2 separate regions of the Homo sapiens genome follow, and region 1 is linked to region 2. A link is a contact called in ENCODE POLR2A ChIA-PET data. All regions are on one chromosome and are shown on one strand. Each heading gives the region's core, a stretch centred on a gene start or an enhancer-like site at or near the end of the contact. The rest is flanking DNA. Distances are from core to core; before and after follow the strand shown. Region 1 overlaps KRT18 (keratin 18). Region 2 holds the start of TAMALIN (trafficking regulator and scaffold protein tamalin).

Region 1 (7,729 bases), core at 845-3,344, 950 kb after region 2:
ACGCCCTACAGATGGAGCAGCTCAACGGGATCCTGCTGCACCTTGAGTCAGAGCTGGCACAGACCCGGGCAGAGGGACAGCGCCAGGCCCAGGAGTATGAGGCCCTGCTGAACATCAAGGTCAAGCTGGAGGCTGAGATCGCCACCTACCGCCGCCTGCTGGAAGATGGCGAGGACTTTAAGTGAGTGGGGCTCTCCTACCCACACGTGCTGGGATCAGGAGATCACTTCTCCCCAAAGTCTGAGCTTTTGGAAGCACCCCATGTGTCTGTTCACTGGTATCCACTGAGCACTGGGCCGTTGCTCCGTGGGTGCTCCTGTGTCTTCAAGGGAGTAACAGTTACAGAGGTCTCCCCCTTGAAGAAAGCAAACTAAGTATTGTCCCTAGCTGTACTTAGTATGCAAATGAAGTTTGGCCTTGAGTTTCCCTTTTCTGGAGGAAGAGGCTGAGGGTGATTTGGAGATAAAGGTAGAGGTCAGGAGGCTTTTTCCCTCTACCTTTCTTGTCTCCCTTCTACTCCACGGGGCTGTTTATAACTTGGGCTTGGTCTTCTGTTACAGTCTTGGTGATGCCTTGGACAGCAGCAACTCCATGCAAACCATCCAAAAGACCACCACCCGCCGGATAGTGGATGGCAAAGTGGTGTCTGAGACCAATGACACCAAAGTTCTGAGGCATTAAGCCAGCAGAAGCAGGGTACCCTTTGGGGAGCAGGAGGCCAATAAAAAGTTCAGAGTTCATTGGATGTCACTTTGTCTTCTTTTGGCTGTTTTCATTGTGCACAAATGCCCTAACCCAACAGTCCCATCCCTGATCCAGCAGAAACCACCTCTGACCCCTGAGGGTTTCATATAGATTGGGGTGTAGAAGGAAGAGGGATCTGTATTCTTGGAAACACTTCTGAGAGACAGAGGAGGGAGCAGTAGATGTGATGGGTCACAGGCTGTGGGGATCCCTACAAGGGAATTGTGGAATCTTTGCCTTGAAGCGATCTGGTGTTCAAAAGGTCCCTGACTGATCATTAGCAGAAATCTGAACCAGAGGAGGAAATTAGGCCAAAGACAGAGGACAGAGGAGACAGGGAGACACATCTGGCCCTCCCCTACCCTGCTGCTTTATGCCCTTGGCCCACTGCCCAGGGCTTCCCACCCACAGTTTTTTCCTCCAACCCCAGGCCATACTCATCCTCCAAACCTATGGTGCCCTCAACTCTGTTCATTCACTCAACGGAGATATGATTTTTAGGGTGCTAGAGGTCTGGCTAGAAGTTGAGTAAATGATCATGGAAGTTCCCATCTAGGAAAGAGGTGCCCCTGAGTAAGCACCCGTATAGGTAAGGATGGGCATCTTAAAACTAACCGAGGCTGGGCACAGTGGCTCACATCCGTAATCCCAGCAGTGCCACCACACCCGGCTAATTTTTGAATTTTTCATAGAGTTGGGATTTCACTATATTGCCCAGGCTGGTCTGGAACTCCTGGCCTCAAGTGATCCTCCCGCTTGTACCCTTTGGAGTGATTGGATGCCACTTTGTGTCTTCCTTGGCTGTTTTCATACTTGTGTGAAAATGCCCTAACCCAACATGATTACATGTAGATATTCGTTGCAGCAGTTTTGCCAAAACAAAACTACTAAAGATCAAGGCACCCATCACTCAAAGACCTAGGTTAGGTTAATTTTTTTTTTTTTTTTTTTTTTTTTTGAGGCAGAGTCTTGCTCTGTCACCCAGGCTGGAGTGCAGTGGCGCGATCCGGGCTCACTGCAACTGCCTCCTGGGTTCGAGGGATTCTTCTGCCTCAGCCTCCTGAGTAGCTGGGATTTCAGGGGCCCGCCACCATGCCTGGCTAATTTTTGTATTTTTAGTAGAGACGGGGTGTCACCTTGTTGGCCAGGCTGGTCTCGAACTCCTGACCTCGTGATCCGCCCGCCTCGGCCTCCCAAAATGCTGGATTACAGGTGTGAGTCACCACGCCCGGCCTAGGTTAATTTTTAAAATGTTGGGTTAAGGCAAAAAAAATTTTTTTAATTTAAAAATTAGCCAGGCATGGTGACATGTACCTGTAGTCCCACTTAATCAGGAGGCTGAGGTGGAAGGATTGCTTGAGTCCAGGAAGTAAAGGTTGCAGTAAGCTGTGATCATGCCACTGCATTTCAGCCTAGGTAACAGAGTGTGACTCTGTTTCACAAAAAAAAGCTGGCCGGGCACAGTGGCTCACGCCTGTAATCCCAGCAATTTGGGAGGCCGAGGCGGGCAGATCACAATGTCAGGAGATTGAGGCCATCCTGGCTAACATGGTGAAACTCTGTCTCTATTAAAAGTACAAAAAATTAGCCAGGCAGCTGGGTGTGGTGGCTCATGCCTGTTATCCCAGCACTTTGGGAGGCCAAGGCGGGCGGATAACTTGAGGTCAGGAGTTCGAGACCAGCCTGGCCAACATGGTGAAACCCTGTCTCTACTAAAAATACAAAATTAGCTGGGTGTGGTGGCACATGCCTATAATCCCAGCTACTTGGGAAGTTGAGGCAGGAGAATCGCTTGAACCCAGGAGGTGGAGGTTGCAATAAGCCGAGATCATGCCATTGCACTCCAGCCTGGGCAACAAGAGCGAAACTCTGTCTCAAAAAAATATATATATATAATATATATATGTGTGTGTATGTATATATGTGTGTATATATGTATATATGAGTATATGTGTATATATGAGTATATGTGTATATATGTGTATATGTGTATATACATATGTGCATATATGTGTGTGTATATGTGTGTATGTATATATATACATATATACATACATATATATATATATATACATACACACATACACACACACACACATATATATGAAATAAAATTTAAAATCTTGCTGGGCATGGTGGCTCATGCCTGTAATCCCAGCACTTTGGGAGGCCAAGGTGGGTGGATCATCTGAGGTTGGGAGTGGAGAAACTCTGTCTCTACTAAAAATACAAAATTAGCCAGGCGTGATGGCGCATGATTGTAATCCTATCTACTTGGGAGACTGAGGCAGGAGAATCGCTTGAACCAAGGAGTTGGAGGTTGCAGTGAGACGAGATCGAGCCACTGCACTCCAGCCTGGCAACAGAGCAAGACTCTGTCTCAAAAAAAAAAAAAAAAAAAATAGCCATGCGTAGTGGCATACACCTGTAGTCCCAGCTACTTGGGAGGCTGAGGCAGGAGATTTGCTTGAACCCAGCAGGCAGAGGTTGCAGTGAGTGAAGATCGCGCCACTGTACTTCAGCCTGGGTGACAGAACAAGACTCCATCTCAAATAAATAAATAAATAAAACTAAATAAAATAAAATCTCCCCTCTCCACTCCCTAGAAGTAACCACTGTTAAATACCTTTTAAAATTAGACATATACAAGCACATTTCATTATGTTTTATATATGTAAAATTATCCAGCTCTGCATCTTGATTTCTTTTTTTATTTTTTTTTAATTGAGACAGAGTCTCACTCTGTCGCCCAGGCTGGAGTGCAGTGGCACCATCACGGCTCACTGCCACCTCTGCTTCCCGGGTTCAAGCGATTCTCCTGCCTCAGCCTACTGAGTAGCTGGGATTACAGGCACCCACCACCACGCCTGGCTAATTGTTGTATTTTTAGTAGAGACAGGGTTTCACCATGTTGATCAGGCTGGTCTCGAACTCCTGACCTTGTGATCCACCTGCCTCGGCCTCCCAAAGTGCTGGGATTACAGGCGTGAGCCACCATGCTTGGCTTTGATTTCTTAAATTCTACTTTCTTCATTTAACAATACGTCTCGGGGCTGGGCATGGTGGCTCATGCCTGTAATCCCAGCACTTTGGGAGGCTGAGGCGGACAGATCACGAGATCAGGAGATCGAGACTATCCTGGCTAACACAGTGGAACCCCATCTCTACTAAAAATGCAAAAAAAATTAGCTGGGCATGGTGGCGGGCACCTGTAGTCCCAGCTACTCTGGAGGCTGAAGCAGGAGAATGGAATGAACCTGGAAGGCGGAGCTTGCAGTGAGCCGAGATTCCACCACTGCATTCCAGCCTGGGCAACAGAGCAAGACTCTGTCTCAAAAAATAAAAATAAATGAAAATACATCTTGGACACCTTTCTGAATCAGTATACATAGACCTGCCCCATTCATTTGAGTAGCTGCTTAGTACTCTACTGCGTGGAGTACAAATTAATTAACCTAACCTAGGTCTTTAAGTAATGGATGTCTTGATCTTTTTTTTTTTTTTTTTTTTTTTGAGACAGAATCTCACTCTGTCGCCCAGGCTGGAGTACAGTGCTATGATCTCAGCTCACTGCAACCTCTCCCTCCTGGGTTCAAGTAATTCTCCTGGCTCAGCCTCCCGAGTAGCTGGGACTACAGGTGCATGCCACCATGCCCAGCTAATTTTTAGTATTTTAGTAGAGACAGGGTTTCACCGTGTTGCCAAGGCTGGCCTCGAACTGAGCTCAGGCAATCCACCAGCCTTGGCCTCCCAAAGTACTGGGATTACAGGCATGAGCAACCACGCCCAGCCTAAAAGCTTTTTCTTTTCTTTTTTTTTTTTTTTTGACAGAGTCTCACCCTGTCGCTCAGGCTGGAGTGCAATGGCACGATCTTGGCTCACTCCAACCTCTGCCTCCCAGGTTCAAGCGATTCTCCTGCCTCAGCCTACTGAGTATCTGGGATTACAGGCACCCTCCACCATGCCCAGCTAATTTTTTGTATCTTTTAGTAGAGACGGGGTTTTCACCATGTTGATCAGGCTGGCCTTGAACTCCTGACCTCGTGATCCACCTGCCTCGGCCTCCCAAAGTACTCGGATTATAGGTGTGAGCCACCGTGCCTGGCCATCTTGATCTTTAGTAGCTTTGTTTTTGCAAAAAACAGACACCAGCCAACGTTATAGGATGCGCAGCTGACTGAAGGTAAAACAGGAAGTCCCTGGGGAGCCTGAGCAGTACTTGCAGCTGAGTCAAGCTGATCAGAGTAATCCAAGACGATGCACCTGATACGATTAGCCCTCCCATTAGACAATGTCTCACAGTTCCCAGGGTGCTTATGCATTTGATCCTCATTACAATCCTGTGAGGTATGCAAGGCTGTGGGTATTATTGGCTCTGGCTCTGAGAGTTGGATACTGAGGTCCACAGGCATCATGCAACTTGTCTGAGGTCACAGAGCTGGAAGCTTAAAGCAGGAACCACATCTCCAGGTTCCCAGTCCGCAGGTCTTTCCTCTGTGTGCTATAACTTAACTGTGCGGGCTGCACAATAGAATCCCCGGGAAGCTTTACAAACAATACTGAGGCCTGGGTCCCAGCACCAGAGATTCTGATTCAGGTGTTTGGAGGGCAGGACTCAGGGCAAATGTTTGAAAAGCTCCCTAGGTGACTCCAATAGGCAGGCAAGGTTGGGGGCCAGACCCAAGCTGTACCTGGGGTTTGCAGCATGACATTCCTTCCTGATTCAGGTTATGGTTGTGTCAGATTTATTTATTTATTTATTTATTTATGAGACTCTGTCACCCAGGCTGGAATGCAGTGGTGCGATCTTGGCTCACTGCAACCTCCGCCTCCTGGGTTCAAGTGATTCTCCTGCCTCAGCCTCCCAAGTAGCTGGGATTACAGGTGCACGCCACCACGCCTGGCTAATTTTTGTATTTTTAGTAGGGACAGGGTTTCACCATGTTGGTCATGCTGGTCTTGAACTCCTGACCTCATGATCCGCTCGCCTCGGCCTCCCAAAGTGCTGAGATTACAGGTGTGAGCCACTGTGCCAGGCTGGCTGTGCCTATTTTAAACAGCGCACTGCTGGAAAATCCCGAGGCCTCTGGAACAATCCTACTCATTCCCCAGCATGGGAAGATGACTGAGGGGCAGCCTATTTTGTCCCCCAAGCACCAAAGGTTAAAATTATCAATCCCAAGGTTATAACATGGAGTCATCTGTTCCATATTATATCAGTCCTATTTTATCCATTCTCTATCAAAGTGCAACCCAACCCAGATGATAAAATTAATAAATGGTACTGGAAGATACAGAATGGCATATAGTGCCATTTGAGGGAAAAAAGCAACTCATATGTATATACCCTTGTACATGCAAACATCTCTACAAGGAGACAGGAAATTGGAATTCGTGATTGCCTCCGGGGAGAGAAATTGGTAGGGGGGAAACAAGGGGGAAGGAAGACTACTTTACATTGTGTGTCCTTTTATACCTTCTGAATTACTTATTACTAATTACAAAGAAAGCAGGGAAGGATTGTTAACTTTCCTTTTTTTTTTTTTTTTTTTTTTTTTTTTTTTTTGAGACGGAGTCTCGCTCTCGCCCAGGCTGGAGTGCAGTGGCGCGATCTCGGCTCACTGCAAGCTCCGCCTCCCAAGTTCACGCCAGTCTCCTGCCTCAGCCTCCCAAGTAGCTGTGACTACAGGCGCCCGCTACCATGCCCGGCTAATTTTTTTGTATTTTTAGTAGAGATGGGGCTTCACTGTGTTAGCCAGGATGGTCTCGATCTCCTGACACCGTGATCCGCCCGCCTCGGCCTCCCAAAGTGCTGGGATTACAGGCGTGAGCCACCACGCCCGGCCGATTGTTAACTTTTCAATGGTACAGGAATCTACAGAATTCCAGGGAAGGAAATGTTGCTGCTGTCTTTGTTCCACTCTTTTTTATTTCTTTTTTCTTTCTTTTTTTTTTTTTTTTTTTTTTTTTTGAGACAAGTCTTGCTCTGTCACCCAGGCTGGAGTACAATAGCACGATCTCAGCTCACTGCAACCTCCACCTCCCAATTCTCATGCCTCAGCCTCCCAAGTAACTGGGATTGCAGGTGCACACTACGCCTGGCTAATTTTTTGTATTTTTAGTAGAGGCACCATGCCTGGCTCCACCATATTCTTTCAATCAGTCATTCGATAAGTATTTATTGAGCACCTACTGTGTACTAAGACCTGTTCTAAGTCCAGAGAATACAGTGGTGAATAAAACAGACCAAAAAAATCCCTGTTCTTGTGGAGTTTAAATTCTAGCAGATGGAGACATAATAAACGATAATTTAGCAAGTAAATTACAGAGTATGTTAGAAAGAGTATGTGTTATGGGAAAAGATAGAGCAAGGTATGAGGACTCAGCAGTTGGTGGGGTAGGAGTATATTAGTTTCCTATTACTGCTCTAACAAATTACCATAAACTTAGCGACTTAAAACAATATACATGTTATCGGCATGGTGGCTCACGCCTGTAATCCCAGCACTTTGGGAGGCTGAGGTGGGAGGATCACAAGGTCAGGAGATCGAGACCATCCTGTCTAACACAGTGAAACCCCATCTCTACTAAAAATACAAAAAAATTAGCCGGGCGTGGTGGCGGGCGCCTGTAGTCCCAGCTACTCAGGAGGCTGAGGCAGGAGAATGGAGTGAACCTGGGAGGCGGAGCTTGCAGTGAGCGGAGATTGCACCACTGCACCCCAGCCTGGGCGACAGAGCGAGACTCAAAAAACAACAACAACAACAACAACAACAACAAAAACAATGTACACGTTATCTTACAGTTTGTTATCTTACCGTTTGGTATATCAGAAGCCCTATCAGGGCTTCTGCAGAGCTATTTTCCTTCTACAGGTTGTAGGTGGAACTGGTTTCCTTGACTTTTCCAGCTTCTAGAGGTCACCTGCATTCCTTGACTTGGTCCCATCTGCCATCTTTAAAGCCAGCATCTTCAAATCTCTCCC
Region 2 (7,718 bases), core at 4,795-7,294:
CAGCTACCTCAGACTGTACTAATCTATCAGTAATTTGTCCTCTTGAGTTGGTCTCCACATTTTTCTCAACAGCGTGCTTACTGTCCTGTAAGTTAAAACACATTTGTCATTGTGGATGTAGGGAATAGGCCGTTGGAGGGTGTCTTGGTCTGCTCTGGCTGCTGCTGCTAAGTACCTTAGATTGATGGCTGGACACGGTGGCTCATGCCTGTAATCCCAGCACTTTGGGAGGCCGAGGTGGGCGGATCACTTGAGGTCAGGAGTTTGAGACTAGTCTGGCCAACATGGCGAAACCCCATTGCTGCTAAAAGTACAAAAATTAGCCAGGCATGGTGGTGCACACCTGTAATCCCAGTTACTCAGGAGGCTGAGGCAGGAGAATTGCTTGAACCCAGGAGGTGGAGGTTGCAGTGAGCCAAGATCATGCCAGTGCACTCCAGCCTGGGTGACAGAGTGAGACACAATCTCAAAAAAAAAAAAAAAAAAAAAAAAAAAAGTTAAAAAGTTCCTTGGATTGGGTGATATGGATTGAGTAATTTATAAACAATATAAATGTAATGCTCACAGTTCTCGAGGCTGGGAAGTCCCAGATCGAGGGATCAACAGGTTCAGTGTCTGGTGAGGGCCTGTTCTCCTAGATGGCGCTTTCTGTGTCTTCACATGGTGCAAGGGGGAAACAGGCTCCCTCAAGCCTCTTTTATAAGGGCATTAATTCCATCCATGAGGGCAGAGCCCTCGTGACCTAATCACTCCCTAAAGATCCCATGTCTCAATACTATCACATTGGGTATTAGGTTCCAACATAGGAATTTTGGAGGGACACCATCATTCAGACCATGGTAGAGCGTTTTAAGCAAGGGAGTGATGTGATCCTGCTTGTGTTTTGGGAAAATCACAGTGCTGACTTTAGAAAGGAATTGTACTGGTGGCAGAGTAAGAAAAGCTGGGAAGGGGCGGGGCGCGGTGGCTCATGCCTGTAATCCCAGCACTTTGGGAGGCCGAGACGGGTGGATCACGAGGTCAGGAGATCGAGACCATCCTGGCTAACACAGTGAAACCTCACCTCTACTAAAAATACAAAAAATTTTGCCAGACGTGATGGCACACGCCTATAATCCCAGCTACTTGGGAGGCTGAGGCAGGAGAATCGCTTGAACCTGGGAGGCGGAGCTTGCAGTGAACCAAGATCACGCCACTGCACTCCAGCCTGGGCGACAGAGTGAGACTCCGTCTCAAAAAAAAAAAAAAAAAAAAAAGAAAGACATGCTGGGAAGGGCCGGGTGTGGTGGCTCATGCCTATAATCCCAGCACTGTCAGAGGCAGAGGCGGGCGGATCACCCAAGGTCAAGAGTTCGAGACCAGCCTGACCAACATGGTGAACCCTCGTCTCAACTAAAAATACAAAATTAGCCGGGCGTGGTGGCACGTGCCTGTAATCCTGGCTACGTGGGAGGCCGAGGCAGGAGAATCGCTTGAACCCAGGAGGCGGAGGTTGCAGTGAGCCAAGATTGCGCCATTACACTCCAGCCTGGGCAACAAGAGCGAAACTCCGTCTCAAAAAAAAAAAAAAAAAGGGAAGAAGCTGGGAAGAACAGCAGGAGAAACAGTGGGTAGAATACTCAGGTTTGGGGCATAATCAGATGTGAATGGTGAGGGAAAGAGGAAAGCTGACTTCAGTTTGGAGTAAAAGAGAGAATCTTAGCCTGGCAGTTCCGCATATGTGTTTGGGGGTTAGGGGGTTGGTGCACGACACTGTCCCCTAGGAGGGAACCAGGGATGAAAGAGCAAGTGTGTTTGCCAAGCGGAAAGAGATGTGGGCAGTCTAGGGCCCTAAGAACTGCCATTTTCTCTCTTCACTATATGCACCTGTTCTGAAATGAGGCCGGGTAAGATAACACATACCCTGTGTCTTAGGAGTTGTGTGCAGATGCTGTAGGAAACCTGGAGACTTAACCTTCCTTTCTTCTGCCACTCTAACCCGTTCATGCCAGAGATGCCCTGCCATTTTCATCCAAGAGGCCAGATGGTCCCTGGCCTTTGAACAGGACTAGACCCAGAGACCACCAACATTCAATGCAAATAAACTGCAACATCTACCTTGATCCTACTCCAAGACCCCCTGGGATCAGATCTTTGGACTGTGCCAGATCAACCATACTGCTAGATTCTCTCTCTAGGTCCCCGAACATGCACAGACACTGTCCCATGGAAATGGTCGCGCAGTAGGAGCCACGAAGAAAAACAGCCACTCCCCGCCCAGTCAGCTGCCCACCAGCTGTCCACCGCCCACAAGAGGTGATGTCATGCAACTGGGGGCCCAGCCCCTCATTCCTGACAGACCAGAGAGCCAGGGCCCCAGGCCCTCTTCCCCCCCACCTCCCCAGCTTAGGAGCAGTGACAGTACCCAGTGAGGAACTCCCAGTAAACTATTCATCTCTGCCAGTTCCGGGCCCCACTGATGGACAAGGCCCATGTTAGAGCTCTGAGACTTAGGTCAGACTCCAGAGGGGCCAGCACTAGCCCCTAGTGCTCTGACTTCATCATGGTACCCTAGAGCTTAAGCTGCTCAGTGGAAGACTCAGCTCTCCCAATTTCCTCCATGGGGGGCTGCTGACTGTTACATAGCCAGGCGAGGGGTTGCCCTGAAGAGAAGGGGTGTTACCTAGGCCTTGTCCTTTAGCTGGGCCCCCACTGTCTAATCCCCCACCCCAGGCCAGCCACGAGTGTCAGGAGCCAGGGCAGGCAGAGCAGAGGGAGGGAAACCTGAGAGCTCATTCTGAGAGAGGCTGGCTTGGGAAGAAGGTACAGATTGAGTACAGATGTCTGAGGAGCCAGAGCGGTGGAGGTTTTGTGGGGAGGCTTCCTGGAGGGAGGAGGAGGGGGACGTATCCTGGTATGAAGCTGCAGGTGGTGTGCAGAATGCTTCCCCCACCGCCCAAGCTTTAAAGGGCTGCAGAGGATAGGATGAGAACAGATGCTAGCCAAGAGACTCAAGCTTAGGAGAAAGCTGTGGAGAGTTGAAGGCAAAGCTTTAGAGGCCTCATATATACTGCCTGGCATGCGAAGGTTAGTGCACCAACAAAGCCCGCCAGCTGCCTGCCTTCTCCCTGCTGAATTTCACCTGCAGCAGAAGCAGCTTTGATGCAAAAAACTTCCTAACTGACAGCTGTGAGATTCCAGAATTCAGTGACCAAAGTGGAGCTTGGCATCCCAGTTGTGCCCTCTTGGGAGGAAGAGGAGCCGTGGGGGATCCTGAAACAGGGCTGGGATTCCAGGTGGAGTCTTCCAGCCTTTCCGCCTGGCTTGAAGATTTTCCCCCGAGACTCATGGCCACCAGAGGGCATAACCACTCCACAGTATGGCATCCTGGGCTCCAGGGGCCCCTCCTTGGAGAAACTGGGGAAATTGGGAGGAGGAAGCAGGCAGGGATCTCTGAGCTCTCAGGGAGCTACCAGCAGCTGAATTAAACAGTCTCTGGAGTCAAGAGACTTGGGTTCTAGTGGGTTCTAGTCCCTGTTATGATTCTGTCTTTCTCTCTCTGGCTTCAGTTGCTTCTGTTAAATGAGGGCTTGGACCATACGGTATCCTTTCCAGACCATAAGGCCATTTCTGGCTCTGAAATCCCAGGATTTAAGGAATCACACAAAGAACTTGATAAAAATTGCATTTCCTGGGCCCACCCTTACTCTGGGGTTCTCTAGGGCTTTCTGCCTAGCAAGAGGAGGAAACAAGGTGCGAATTTCAGTCCTCTGGTGGTGTTCACTCACTTGGAGGCCTGGAGGTGGACTGCCCTACATAAACTGGGGAAGTCTGCCTCCACGTCAGCTGAAGGATGACTGGCTCCACAGGCTGTTAGACACAGGGGCTGTGCCACACCTGTGGCATCCACTTCTCCAGGTTTCAGGCAAGGAGACATGTCCATTAGGTAACCCTCTGTGATAGCTGGGGTGGCTCCTTCACAGAGGAGGTTGTGCAAGATGCCCTTTTGCTGGGTCCCTTTGGGGATAAGCAATGGAATGAATGGAATATACATCATTGCCTCTCCGCTTTGCGTCTCCCCCTCCCACCCCCCACAGATGCTGTCTGTCAGGAGCAGGCAACAGACGGTCCTGGGGTCCATCTGTGCTAATGCTTCACAATAGAGTCCCATGTTTCCCCACTGACACCCCCTCGGCCCCTCAGCTGATGGCCACTTGGTGGTGCCAAGGCGGGAGGTGGGAGGAGGGAGAAGAAGGCACTAAGAGAGCTACCTCTTAGCTCCTGGCAGTCCTCAATCCACCCCGGCCCCCCACCCAACAAGCATCCTGCCATCTGGACTTGTGCAATCACTGAGGGGCGGAAAAGCACCCTCTTCCACCCACACCTCTTGTAGGGGATGGGGGCCTAGAGGACTGGGGGTGGGGAGGAGAACACAGAGTCAAGGAGACTAGAGAAGAAGACTGAGCCAGGCGCAAGAACTGAGACAGGCAGGAGGCAGAAAGTCTTTCCTGGCCTCGCAGGTGGACGTGGCCATTGCCCCTCTGTGCTCCTTATGCCACGTGTCTAACACAGCACATGTGCAAGGTACCACTCCCTACCAGGCCAAGAGCCTCTGTAACCCCAGTGCCCAGCCAGTACCTGGCACACAGCAGGGCTTAAATGTTGGACAACATCACAGAGTGGTTAGATTGCAGGCTCTGGAACCAGGCTGCCTGGCTTTGAATCTCAGCTCTGCCGCTGAGTGACTTAGGGCAAATTACTTATCTTCTCTGGGCCTCAGTTTCCTCATCTGTAAGGGAGGATAATGGTGCTTATTTCGTAGGGTTGTTATGAAGACCAAGTGAGTTAATGCATGTATGTAAAAGGACACACAGAACAAACAGTGTGCATAGCACATGCTAAGTGCTCAATAAATGTTAACTGTGAAGGCATAACAGATTTGGGAAGACTGGGGGAGGAGGGAGGGGACAGACAAGGGCACCGCATTGCCGCCTCTGCTTCTTGGCCGATGGGTGTTGGGACATGGAGTCCCCAGCCTGTGCTGCTGACGCCCTGTGGTGGCTAGCCGCTCTTTAGACACCAGACGCTGCCTTCCACTTCCTCCTCTCACTTCTTATTCGGGCACCACTGACGACAGAGACTTCGGCTGGGCCATTCCCGCCTCTCCTACCGCCTGGCAGCCATGGTAACAGCCTGGGGGATGGTCCCTAAGATGGGGTCAGAGAACGGCTGAGCATGGCCATCCCCCCAGCCCTGAACTCCCACTCAGCCTGGGCTCATCCCAACCTCCTGAGTCAAGTCCACAGTAAGCGTCTGTCTCCTGGGAAGGGGGATCTGACCCCGGCATCAGGAGCTGAGGAAAGGTGTTGCCAGCAGGGATCACTCAAGCCCCTTGGAGGGGACAGGCCAGAACTAAGCCTACTGCTTTCAGGGTTTCCACCTCTTCCCTTCTTCCTAGACGTGCGAACAGGGGGCAGCCTCTTTCAGCTCTTCTGGGGCAGCTGCGTCAAGGGAAAATCCTGGGCCCTCTCCCTCCCTGGGGGCTTCTGCGCAGTGAGTTCAGGGAGTCTCCTCCCTCCTCCATCGGGCCTCCACCCCTACTCCTGCGCAGCCCCGCTGCCGCTCTCCCTGCCCTGGAGTCTCCTGCAGCCCCTTGGATCTCCGTGACTCTCCCTACCTCCCCGACTCCCCAGGCTTCTTACAGTGACCTCTTACCGTGCCCCACTCCATGAATCGCCAGAGCTATTCGTCCCTAAATTTCAAACCTTGCGCAATGTCCCTTCACAGACCCCTCCAGGTATCACGCAGCCCCGAGCCCCGAGCCCCGCCCCGGGGGCCTCATCCCGCCCCTTCGCGTCCGCGGCTCGTTTTCCCCCACTGAGCGCCCAGCTCCCGCAGTTTCCCCGGCCGTCGAGCGCCGTGGGCGGGGCTCCAGGGCGGCGGCGCCTCGCGGGGAGGGTCCTCCGTGCTGGGGGCGAGGCCACCCGAGGCAGCTCCCCGCCCGCCCCCAACCCCGCCCCGCTCTCGGAGCCTATAAAGGGAGGCGACCCGCGGCCCGCCCGGCTGGCATCCCCCAGCCGCCGCCAGCCCCGCCGAGGGGAGCCAGCGCCGTCTCTGAGGGGCGTCCGGCGCCGGAGCCATGACCCTCCGCCGACTCAGGAAGCTGCAGCAGAAGGAGGAGGCGGCGGCCACCCCGGACCCCGCCGCCCGGACTCCCGACTCGGAAGTCGCGCCCGCCGCTCCGGTCCCGACCCCGGGACCCCCTGCCGCAGCCGCCACCCCTGGGCCCCCAGCGGACGAGCTGTACGCGGCGCTGGAGGACTATCACCCTGCCGAGCTGTACCGCGCGCTCGCCGTGTCCGGGGGCACCCTGCCCCGCCGAAAGGTGCGTCCCCCGCCCGCCTTCAGGATCTGCTCAGCCCCTCTCCGACTCCCTACAGGGCCTGCTGACTCCGCAGTGCCCTCTCCTCGGCGTCCGCGGAGTCCCCCACCTTCTTCCCCGGCCCGCTGGGTGCCTCGACTCCCCGCGTTCCCCGCTGCTGCGAAGGCCGTGGCCCTCGCCTGCACACCGCGCCCAGGCTCGGTGGCTCTTAACTCCGCGCCCCATGCACGCCCCCTCTCTCCCTCCTTGACTCCTCCCAGCACCCCCCTTCTCCTACCCGCTCCATCTGGCTTTCTGCCCCCCATGCCCCGCCTCCCCGTGGCCAGGTGTCCTGGGTCCCCAGGAGCCCCTCGCCCGAGGGACAGAGACAGCCCCAGGCAAGTTGAAGGTCCGAGAGCCCCCGGTGGGAGAAGCGGGCCGGTGGCTGCGCCGCGTGCGTTCTCACTCTGAGGAAGTGCGTGGGGAGCCGCTGACTCCGGATAGCACACCCTTCCGAGGGGACTCCCCGATTCCTGGGCTGGGGGCCTGCCGCCTGGCCCCACGTCTGACGTACGGGGCGCGAGGGCCACTGCTCCCTGGACTTCTGTCGGAACCGGACGCAGTGGGAGGGGTCGCAGGGCGCCCGCGGGGCAGGAAGGATGCGGGCCGCGCCCACCTCTGAGTCCCCTCTGCCAGCCTCTTCCTCTGGCCCCAGGAGACCTGAGGCTCAGAACCTACACAACACCAGGTTAAGAAGAGGGGCCTGGTGGCCTTTCCTCACCCAGCCGCCCTCCTTCGCCCCGGCCCCCAGCTAGCCCCCACACAATGAACAGCTTGTTGAGAATTTGCATTTTATGAAAATCATGTTGAAAGACAAAGGGGTCTCTCTGTGCTGCCCAGTCCTTCCTCCCTGGCCGTTTGGGAACTGTCCCCACCCCTGAGGCCAATCTGGTTCTGAACCTTCTCTTCCTTGCCTTGGGCAGCTTTGGGGGAGGGTTAGCAAAGGCACAGAACAGAAAGGCCCTGGGCTGTGCAGGCTCCAAAGAAAAGGGCTGCTCTGGGACTGGACCTCCTCCCAGGACCAAAAAGTTAGGGAGGGTGAGAGACTACTTTAGTTTATCAAGGACCCTGAAGAGACAGGAACCTTCATCTCTCATCCTTCCTCCACACCCCCCACCACCACCCCTAAAGAACTCCCAGTCTCGGTCCTTTAGTGAGACTTGCTGACAAGTTTGACATCTAAGATGTTTTGTCCCAGAAAGCACAAAATATATGGCAATGGAGAGAGAGACCCAGGTATAGCTGGGCACAGCTGGTCACCTGCAGCTGGGATCCACAACTGGTCCTTGAAACGGCCTGTACCTTAGGAGACCTGGCA

The links. ChIA-PET counts read pairs that join two places held with the same protein, here RNA polymerase II (POLR2A).
Region 1: POLR2A ChIA-PET joins it to region 2 with 10 read pairs in AG04450. The contact joins the enhancer-like site here to the promoter of TAMALIN in region 2. POLR2A ChIA-PET finds 5 or more read pairs at or near these places in 3 of 52 experiments (AG04450, GM10248 and WTC11).

The regions. Positions count from the first base shown.
Region 1 is chr12:52,952,162-52,959,890 of GRCh38, forward strand. It overlaps KRT18 (keratin 18), which reads left to right. Exons shown (of 7, transcript NM_000224.3): 6 at 1-181; 7 at 561-745. The coding sequence ends at 681. Among named protein-coding and RNA genes, the nearest start is that of KRT18, 6.9 kb to the left of the region's middle. RefSeq lists cis regulatory regions at 1-164, 22-55. Within about 2 kb of position 2,095, at least 2 of the 41 ENCODE cell types and tissues checked have a DNase peak (open chromatin) inside an H3K27ac peak, as active enhancers do.
Region 2 is chr12:52,000,902-52,008,619 of GRCh38, forward strand. It overlaps TAMALIN (trafficking regulator and scaffold protein tamalin), which reads left to right and starts at 6,045. Exons shown (of 8, transcript NM_181711.4): 1 at 6,045-6,364. The coding sequence starts at 6,119. TAMALIN-AS1 (TAMALIN antisense RNA 1) reads right to left here and starts at 6,754. Exons shown (of 1, transcript NR_146770.1): 1 at 5,349-6,754. RefSeq lists enhancers at 4,729-5,415, 5,101-5,160, 6,788-7,473 and a silencer at 5,866-6,015.